Regions from separate parts of the Homo sapiens genome. Here region 1 is linked to region 2. A link is an interaction called in ENCODE POLR2A ChIA-PET data of the cell type or tissue named here. Cell type or tissue: PC-9. All regions are shown on one strand. Each heading gives the region's core, and the rest is flanking DNA. Links, peaks and the distances in the headings are about the cores only.

The links. Peaks named below come from ENCODE experiments on the same cell type or tissue, not always from the same donor. Only the 100,000 strongest peaks of a DNase experiment are listed, where the experiment ranks them.
Region 1: POLR2A ChIA-PET joins it to region 2 with 19 read pairs; 2 of 35 experiments call an interaction of 5 or more read pairs at or near these places.

What each region holds. Positions count from the first base shown.
Region 1 is chr9:110,087,166-110,092,660 of GRCh38, reverse strand. The region is part of intron 7 of PALM2AKAP2 (PALM2 and AKAP2 fusion); the gene reads right to left. Among named protein-coding and RNA genes, the nearest start is that of C9orf152, 120 kb to the left of the region's middle. In PC-9, for the core only: no CTCF peak of the experiment used is centred there; a DNase peak (open chromatin) is centred at 2,830; H3K4me3 peaks cover 1,210 bases; H3K27ac peaks cover 1,754 bases.
Region 2 is chr9:110,168,252-110,173,481 of GRCh38, reverse strand. PALM2AKAP2 (PALM2 and AKAP2 fusion) reads right to left here. Exons shown (of 11, transcript NM_007203.5): 11 at 970-5,083. The coding sequence ends at 4,985. Among named protein-coding and RNA genes, the nearest start is that of C9orf152, 37 kb to the left of the region's middle. In PC-9, for the core only: no CTCF peak of the experiment used is centred there; no DNase peak of the experiment used is centred there.

The DNA.
Region 1 (5,495 bases), core at 181-5,180, 81 kb after region 2:
CCAATAAATTCCACTTATTAAGCCAGTTTGAGTTATGCAGATTACAGTCCTTCTACAGCATTTCACTGCCCTTAAAACCACACAGAACTAAGCTCACTTAAAAAAAAATCTAAAGTGCAAAAAATTGACTTTTTTCACTTTCAGTATATTCTTTTTACTAACTAAAGTATTTATTACAAATTTCTTTGGGTTTAAAAAAGCATATAATACATTACACAGTTCTACATTCATTAATTAAAATACAAGGAAACAATATTCAGATTGTACAATTTTCCCATTTATAACTTTGAGAAAAGGATAAGTCAATCAGATCTTACTTCTTTTTTTTTGAGGCGGAGTCTCACTCTGTCACTCAGACTGGAATGCGGTGGCACAATCTCAGCTCACTACAGCCTCCACCTCCCGGGTTCATGTAATTCTCCTGCCTCAGCCTCCCAAGTAGCTGGGACTACAGGAATGCACCACCACACCTGGCTAATTTTTGTATTTTTAGTAGATACGGAGTTTCACTATGTTGGCCAGGCTGATCTTGAACTCCTGACCTCAGGTGGTCCTCCCGCCTCGGCTTCACAAAGTGCTGAGATTACAGGTATGAGCCACTGCAACTGGCCAGATCTTACTTCTGACATCTCAGGCAACCTTTCACATGAAAAGTGTCAGACACAGCTGTGCTATTTGTTACAAAAGGGCTTGGCTCCATCTTCAGAAGTGGTAGTAAACTTGATACTCAAACATGCCAATAGAAATTTGAAGCAAAATATATTTAGGGGATCATGGAACTGTTCTTTATCTTGATTGTGGTGATGTTTCCTCAACTGTAAGCATTTATCTAAACTCATAGAGATGTACAGCAAAAAGAATGAATTTCACTATGTGTAAGTAAAAAATAAATAAATCTTGGCTGGGCGCGGTGGCTCACACCTGTAATCCCGGCACTTTGGGAGGCCAAGGCGGGCAGATCATGAGGTCAGGAGATCAAGACCATCCTGGCTAACACGGTGAAACCCCATCTCTACTAAAAATACAAAAAATTAGCCGGGTGTGGAGGCAGGCGCCTATAGTCCCAGCTACTCGGGAGGCTGAGGCAGGAGAATGGCATGAACCCGGGAGGTAGAGATTGCAGTGAGCGGAGATCGTGCTACTGCACCCCAGCCTGGGCGACAGAGCAAGACTCTGTCTCAAAAAAAAAAAAAAAAAAAAAGAATAAATCTCAAAGATTAAAAAGCCCATCACACAGACACACACACACACACACACCCCAACCACCAAGGATCAGAAAAGCAACGAGGATCACACACATTATAAGTCAGCACATGTAAATTTCAGAGTTTTGAAAAGGAAGTTACCTCTCTTTAGTTAAGAGGGTTTTTTAAAAAAATCTTTATTGACCGTAGACAATACCTGATCTTTGTGGACTTGAAAAACCTCACACGTGCAGCTCCATTCTTCATTACACTACTGCATTATCACTACACTGATATAGACAGGATTGCAGTTACCTCACCAACTCTTTGACTTCTAAGAGAAGCACACAAACATAAAACCTGCCCCAAATCCCTGCAAAGTGCCAAGTGCCCGACTAGCAGCAGGTCTGAAACAGAGCTCATGTAGTTGTTTTCAAACCCTAAGGCCATTCTTTAGCTTTACCCATGCCGACCTATGTTGTCAGCATGTTCAAGGTCAATGCAAAAAAAAAAAAATTGAGCTAGATTTTAAAGCATAGCATGTATACCGTTCATACATTCCCAGCTTAACAGCTACGTGCCTAGTTTTTCCACAGTGCATCTAACATTATTACTAAGGGGCTGAGAAATCATCACAGCATTAAAACATCAGGTAAAAAAATCCCAGAGAACATTTCTACTGATGCTTTGCCTCCTTGAAAAATGCTATATAAGTTGAAGGTACTAAGGTATTACAGTAATTACTAGGGAAAAATAAATAATTCACAATAAATTTAGAACTTGAAGCAGATCAGCATTTTTATAGACCTAGAGTTATTCTGCTTTACCTCTCTTAAAGAAATGTTGGCCATGGGAACACAACATTAGCTTTTTAGAACTCCCAGAAACTGAAATGTTTGGGATATGCTTTTTCTCTCTGGGTGACTCAATGCCTTGAGTTCATAAATGCAATGTCCCTGAAGAATAAAAGAGAAATGTGCCTTAATGAGCTTGAGGCATGAAAGGTGTAAGTTCCCTCTGCAGCAAGCAAAAGTCCACAGTAAAAGTAACTGAGACCTACCGTGAAGAGAGAGAACAGCATCCAGGTGGCAATCATGACCTAACTTTCCCTCAGTTATATCTGATCTTCAGAACCCACTGTGCCTACAGCTTCGTCCCAGTTTCCCTTTCTTCAGTAGGACATCCGATGTAAGGACACAGGAACACAGCCCTCTGCCAGGTCACAGGATTTCAGGGGAAGCAGGACTGAGCTCGCATCCTGTACCTGCCCGCACACACCTGGTGGACGCTGCCCCAGGAAGCACACAGGCTGCAATGTGAACCGGCCCGACTTCTCCGGTTCAAAGGTACACTTTGGAACCATGTTACAGCCTTCAAGGGCAAATGAAACAGGAGTCGAGTGTATTTACGTTTACACAGCTACTAATGATCAGATTACATTTTATCAGATCAATTATGATTTGACAAATACTAGCTGTTACTTGAATTCAAATGTAATAGGATAACATGCCCTGGGTAAGCAGTAGGCAGTTGTGGTTTTTTGTTGTTGTTGTTTTAGTTTTCATCTTTTAAAGTCATGATGACTTATAATGTAAACATCAGAAAGTGACCTTCAAGACTTTTCTCCTCCTGTAAAAGGCTGCTGGCTCTCCACGATAAGGAAGAGTCACTGGACACTGTTTACAGTAAAGAGAAGTAACACTATTGGTTCAAACAAAGGCACCTTTACAGAGAGGAAGAAAACCTGTTTAGCAAAGAGGCAGGTGCAAAAAGGGATGAGCATCTTGTGAAACACGATACAAAATGAAGTCAAGGCACAGCCGTTCCTGGTAATGGCATGAGAATACAATTCTAGCCTCCTAAGACACAAAAGTCAAAATCCTATTTTTGTTAAGAATTGTGTTAAGAAGGGATTTTTTTAAACATTGTCCTGTCTTTAAGATTTTAGGTAAAGTATGCTCCTGGTGTCAGAGTTAGGATGTCTGGCTTCCTCCTTCTAAGGCCAAGGGGTAACTGTGACCTCATCCACTGGCCCCTGGAATCAACTAGTACTTATCTCCATCTCAGGACTTGCTGTAGCCATGCCATATTCCTTAATAAAGATCTTTTCATGGCTGGTTTTTACCTGCTTTATATTATCTCTAGAGATCATTTTAATTCCACTTTAAAACATTCTATCAGACATAACTAGTCTTGGCTTCAGCCCCATTTTCAACAAGTGAAATTAAAGGAGGCAGTTCTTTGAAATGCATACATGTGCTCTCCAACAAGTGATCTAGTTTCCCTTTCTTACTGCTTCTCCCATCCGCCTCCCCAGTGCCCTTTCTCCCTATTGCTCTGCACTGCCCATTATGGTGCTCCTAGCCATAGGCTGGTTACTGACTACTTGAAATGTGGCCAGTGTGACTGAGGATCTGATTTTTTAAATTGTATTTAGTTAACTTAAATGCAAACTGTAGGCCGGCGCGGTGGCTCATGCCTGAAATGCCAGCACTTTGGGAGGCCAACGCAGGTGGATCACCTGAGGTCAGGAGTTCCAGACCAGCCTGATCAATAAGGTGAAACCCTAGCTCTACTAAAAATACAAAAATTAGCTGGGCGTGGTGGCTTGAAGCTGTATTCCCAGCTACTTGGGAGGCTGAGACAGGAGAATTTCTTGAACCCGGGAGGCGGAGGTTGCAGTGAACTGAGATCGCATCACTGCACTCCAGCCTGGGCGACAGAGTGACACTCTGTCTCAGAAAAAAAAAAAAAAAAAAAAAAAAAAAAAAAACACGTAAATGCAAACTTTAATAGCTACTTGTGGCCAGTGGCTGGAGAGTGCAGCTATATAGCTCTTTATTTTGAGGCAGGAGAATAGGGTCTAGAGGCAGGGAACCTAAAGCCAATTCACGCTGACTACCTAGAACTGAATCAAAAGGAAAACCTCAACTTTCCACACCAAAGTAACAAAAGGACCAGAACTACTCCCTTTGCAAATCCCCCACCCTTTTCTTGTGTGGCAGATGAAAAATTGAAATTATGTCTGATTGCTCCCTTCCCACAACCAATCAGGTTGGCCTTGGGCCAAATCTTCATTTGCATAGAAGTATAACTTTGTAACTTCACTGCAGCCTCTGATTGGTTGCTTTCCACAATCAGATGTTTGCATAGGGTGTAGCTTTGTAACTTCAGCCTCTGATTGGTCCCCTCCTGCAACCAATCAGACTAATCATGAGCCACTACTTCATTACATAGGGCATACACCAAGTAACCAATGGGAAATCTCTAAAGGGTATTTAAACCCCAGACAATTCTGTAACCAGTCCCTTGAGCTGCTTGCTGCTTGTGAAGGCACACCTTGTGGTGTGTGCTTTCATTTTCAATAAATCTCTGCTTTTGTTGCTTCATTCTTTCCTTCCTTTGTTTGTGCATTTTGTCCAATTCTTTGTTCAAGATGCCAAGAACCTGGACACCCTCCACTGATAACAATTTGAACAGCTCTTTTTTGCAATTCAGAACCATACAATACAAATGCTGTTGTCTCAGAGACCTCCTCCCTTGATCAGCACATCTAAGCAGCCCCCTCATCCCACATTCCCTTTCTTCCCTTCTCAGCACTTATTACCACTCCAAATGGCTCTGTGTTTGCTTCCCTCCTCTACGATCTCAGGTCCCTGAGGACAGAAACCTCATCCATCTTCCTCACTACTGTCTCCTACATGCCTAGAACAGTAACTGGCCTATGGCAGACACTTAGTAAATATTTGTTGAGTCAATGAATGAAATGAACCAGCTCACCTAGCCGGGGTGCTTCCTTGATGAAATGGGAAAAGAGAAATCCATGCAGCTTGGTTAGTAAATGGCTTTTTTAAAGTCAGAACTCTGCCCCATGGAACCATGTTCTAGAACTCATTCACAGCATCCAGTTCTGCATTCAAATGACAAGGAACTGAAGGAGCCTCCAAACCACGATAAGGCTGGAACCTTAGAGGCCATGGTCTTGGGACTCTCCAAGAATAGACATGAGGCTTCTGTAATAGACTGGGGAAGAGCCACCTCTGAACAAATGATTGCAACTGTGAAGACCTGCAAGATTAGTCCCAGCCCTACTGGGAATGAGCTGGGTCAGGTACTGTGCAGTGATCAAGACAAACATGGTCCTCAAACCTTTGGGGCCTCTCCGACACATCAGACACATTAATAGTATTAAGATGATGCATTAGTTCTGTGATGCTCTTGATGGAGAGCACAAAAGGGGACACCTTTCTCCTCCTGGGGTGATCAACAAAGGCTTCTCATAGCAAGGGCTGATAAAGCTGAGTCTTAAAG
Region 2 (5,230 bases), core at 1-5,000:
GAGGACGCTTCCTGAGAAACTTGTGGTCTTCGCATGCTCTTGAAATGAATAAATTTTGTTAAGTAAATTATACCACAATAAAGCTCTAGCAAAAAAAAAAAAAAAAGAAAAAAAAAGAAAAAAGAAAAAAAGAAAGAAAAGAAAAAGAAAAAGAAAAAGAGTTGGGGGTAGTCGAAGAGTAGGAAAATAAAGAAACCAGAGTAAGAGTTTGGGGAAAGGGGCTTTATGTTGAATACAACAAAAGGAGTCCTTCATGTCAACATGTAGCCATCAGCTATTCCTTGCAGAGGAGAGCCAAATACAGGTGCTTAGAATGTGGTTTTTTTTTTTTTTTTTTTTTTTTTTGAGACGGAGTCTGGCTCTGTCCCCCAGGCTGGAGTGCAGTGGTGCGATCTCGGCTCACTGCAAGCTCCGCCTCCCGGGTTCACGCCATTCTCCTGCCTCAGCCTCTCGAGCAGCTGGGACTACAGGAGCCCGCCACCGCACCCGGCTAATTTTTTGTATTTTTAGTAGAGACGGGGTTTCACCGTGTTAGCCAAGATGGTCTCGATCTCCTGACCTCGTGATCCGCCCGTCTCGGCCTCCCAAAGTGCTGGGATTACAGGCGTGAGCGACCGCGCCCGGCCGGTGCTCATAATGTATTCTAAAGGTTAGAGCCAAAAGCTACAGGCAAGGCTGGAGTTTACCGTTCGTCCTGCTGTTTGTCCAGCTCTTGCTGTGGCTTCGAGTCTATGTCCTTAAGAGGCACTTGCAGCTTCTGGCATCTAGCCAGGGTGGCTGGGGACAGCATTGAAAAGGGGGCTGTGGGAACAGCCTGGTGCAGCAGTGCCCCCTCAGCTCGGATTGATTCCTTTGTTGCAAACATGAGGAACCAGAAGCTGTCACACAGTAGCGGCCAAGTAGGACGCTGGCGTGCCACTGTTTGGCCCAGTCTTCCAACCTCCCTCACGGTCAAACAAGCAGCCATTATTTATAAAAACTCAACACACATTGGATTTTAATGAGAAAATAACTGTATACTTGCATTGAATGCCTCACAATCACTCTAAAACCAAAGCAGGATAATAACATTTAAGTGGTTAACATACACAGGAAAACCAGATACAGAGTATAATTTCCAAACACAGTATTGCTGCTTTTTTCCCCTCCTCCCCCAAAAAAAGAAAAACAAAGAAAAAATAATTTGGGTAAAGAGCAACACAAAATCAAAATTGGCAGCTCACTGAATGCTTAAAATTCAGGAAATTTGTTCTTTAACTAAAATGGAATATATTCACCATCTCTAACACTTAGGCTACTTTTTTTTCAATACATAGTTTAATTAAATCCATTCTTTAGTTGGGAAAAAAAAGGTTTAATTATTTGTCTTCAGAGACAAGAATCAACACTGTTTTAGTGTTCCTTGTTACACTTTATATATATATATGTGTGTGTGTATATATATGTGGACATTGATCTATATACGGCTTATATGTCATTGTCTAGGGTGAGCAGCATGCATGGGTATGAAGAGGCAAGTAAACTGCATTGTGTCATCCAAGTAAAACACAGCACGGCCTCCTGCCACTGACAGACCCTGTTTCCATAATTTCTGGATGAGAAAGCCAAGTCATGTCAGTAGTTAATCAGCTCTGGAGGAAAGTGAACACCTATAAACACGGCAGAATGCAATACTTCCAGAAAGGCTTTTAACACCTACAGAATCTAAACATTTTGTAAGAGGTGGGGTTAACAAGCTTGTGTGCTATTTGGGGGTGGGGCTGAGCATCAGAGGCAAAGTTTTTCGTAAGCCTCTTTCTCTCGATGGATTAGGCAGGAATGACTTTCCTCCAGGGGACGGTCCCATCTTCAGAAAGTTAAAAGGGTCCATTTGGGATCCCAGAGCCTAGCACGGTGCTATGTACAAAGCGGTGGCCCAAGGTTTCTTGAATGAATAAAAAACTCAAGAGCACAGAGAAAATCTGGCTCTCCCAAGTAAACTGTAATTTACATTTTCATGGGATTATAATAGGATCTTCAGTGAGTGGAGCAAGAAGATAGACAGCAGTAATCCGGAAGGCAGCATAGGAGTAATAGCAAAAGTTAAGAGATGTAGGGGCCACAGTGAAAACAGCTTTGTGACTGTGGGAGAGTCCCAGAAACAGTATTTCTTTCCTTATCCACACACGGAGCATGGCCCAAGAACCCCCAGCTCTAGAACTCTGTTATTCTTTAAGCAATAAGTGCTCTGGTTCAATCAACTGTGGTCAAAGACCACTTCATCTGCCTCTAAAGCCATTCCGCGAATAGTGTGGCCTCTTAAGCTTTTCTCTTAGCTGTACATTCTCTTGTCAACTGTAGGTTTCATGAAGCACATGGTTTCCTTCAAAACAGAACAAAAAACTTTAAGGTAAGTCATAAGGATGGTTTCCTCTTGTGAAAAATGGGGAAGTTAGTCTATATCATGTCTATGGTCTCTACCAGATCCATGAGTCAGAGAAAACATGAAGCGCATCACATTTTTTGGGCAACCCATAGAACTATCCTACTCTCCAGCCATCCTAACTGCCACTGTGCCTGGGGCTGTGCAATGCTGCTGCCTCCTCTGTTCTTATCCCTGTGTCTGCTTTGGGAACGCCCCCTTATCGCTGGGTTCTCAGCCCAGGCATCTGGGACCTCTGGCTAGAAATCCTCAGGTAAAGACGATCCTCCTTCCTGAGTCCTCCCATTTCACATCAGGACTTCTAATCTAACACGGATCTCATTTTCCTGAGAATTTTAGTCTCCATGCCAACCTCCCTCACTATAAAATGAATTTCTTGCAACAGGGATCTTACTTGTTTTGCGTCCCCAGTGGCTAGCACATTTTGTTGAGAATTCATTCAAAATATTCAGGAGACTCAACCATATAAAGATGGTGCCAATTGCCCATGTGCTATTTGGGCTGCCATCTGTAGGATGTGGCTTCAAGTTAGAGCTCCCTTGGCAGTTTTAAAGGATCCTTGTTAGTAGATGGTTCCATTTTTTACTTTGTGCCTACTTCTCATTTGTGAATAAATGTCCCCCCCCAAAGTCAACACTAGTCTAATAAAAGAAGCAAAGGAAATGTGCGTTAACATCTACATACAAATTTTGTGAAATTGCTACTTGTTAGAATAACATAATAGAGCTTATGACATAACAATATAAAAACAAAAATGATTTTTAGTGAGGTCTGAGTTAATTATTGCTTTTTTAAAAAACCACAGTTTTAAAACAAAGGAAAAAAAAAGAAGGCTGTTTATTTTTTTTTCTTTCTCATGGCCAGAATTGAAAATTTTCTCATCCAGAAATTTAGGGCACCCAATTATTGAATACCCTTATCATATTGCTTTAAATGACAGAAAGATTAAAGCTGGCATCCTCTATAGTATACTAAGCATGAATGTAAAGTATGAGAATAAATAGGAGACTCTCCTAAATGTCAAATTACAAAACCGCTCAAAACTTTGTAATTGTGACTCATGCAAATACCTTGTTAGGTCAACTTAATATTACAAATACTGCATCAGCTCGGTGCCTTTATATCCCTTTTCATAAAAAAGAAATTCTCACTCCACTCCTGAAGCCAGCAAACAGCTCTGGAGGAATTACCTGTACACCCAAGTGCCACGGTCACTCTGGAATTTTAATACACACACACACACACCCTTACTCATGAACATACACATTTTACAAACACACAATGGTGTACACACACACACACACACATCCACACACACCCCATCTTTAGGATTTGTAGCTGATTCCAAGCCTGCACTTATTTCTATTCTATATTTTTCTTTGTATCATCCTGAAACACACTGGTTGCTCAGCAAAAATAGTATCTCTTACCTCCTTATTTTATTCCCATTCTTTCTCCTTCCCTCCCTTTTTCTCTCTCTACCTTCCTGACTTTTCTTTCGTGTTTCCTTTCTGATTGATCCAAAAGGAATCCATCATTCTTCTTCCTATCTCTAAGGCCCACTTTATAATACAAAATAGTTATAAACACCTTTTTATTTCTTATCATCTACCTCTCCAAGGCAGAGTTCGCCTTTTTTTTCAATTATTGCCGCTCTAAAAATGCCCCCACCATCTTGAACCAAGTTGTTCAACGCGTACAGATTCTATACGTGTATATACTCCCCCATCCCATCATAAAAATAGTTGTTGCCCACTAAATATAGTTTTCCTATGAAGAAACATAACTGTGAAAATGTGTTCTCATAAACTGCAGATCAGTGAATATTATAAGCAGACACGATCCTAAAGCTAACATCATCCATTTGGTTTGTTTTTCTCTTCCCCTTTCTCAGCCTCCTCATGTAGAATAGATTGTGTTTGTGACATGAAGAACTATTGTCTTAAAATATGGATTTTATGAATTGTGATCATGAGTTGTTCTCAATTAAAAATAATTAAATGTAGGAGAAGTGGAATCATAACTGCCTCTTCTGGGCAAATATGGAGAGAAACGCCATTCATTTTATGGCTGCTGGAGAAAATGGAGTTAATGCAACACCCTCTGATGCTGCAAGTGACAGGTGGGAAACTGGTGCAGGGAAATATCCTGTGCCATGTAGGCTGCACCAGCCTGGGCCCTACTGCTCTCTAAGTGGCCCTACCACCATTGTCCTTCATCGCCCAGAGAGGCTGGTCTCAGTTCCGCCTGCAGCAACTATGTTGATTTGCTTGTAACATGTTTTGTCCTTTTGGATCCATTGTAGATTGGCCCCAAACCAGACACTGGGATTGAGTCACCAAAAAAGTCCTTTCTCTTTTGATTCCTGGGTGTCCAGAGTCTGATGGGGGGACTTCCTTTTCGTTTCATTTTCATCATTGTATATTGCAGCTTCTGGTCTACATAAGGATTGCTGAGTTTGTTTGCACTTTAATAAATAGTCCATTAAAATGCTTTCAGTTGTTAATTTCTTGGTTTCTTGGTCTCCCAAGCACCAAAGACGCTTCCTGGGTTGAAGGAAGTTTATTCGTTGTCTTCTTCCTCCTGGTTGGCATAGATCCCTGCTTCCCAGCGCAAAGCCAGTGCGCTCTTTCTTCGATTAACCCGTGTGGCCTCGAGGACCTGTAAAGAGAGGGGAAAAAATTATGCAGAGTTCATGGATGTTAATTATGAACATAAACCGACTTCTCTGTTTCTTTCTTCCTTTCTCTTTATCAACTTGAGAGGAGAAAGTGATAAAGCACTGCTGGGAGATAGGAGAGACGCTGG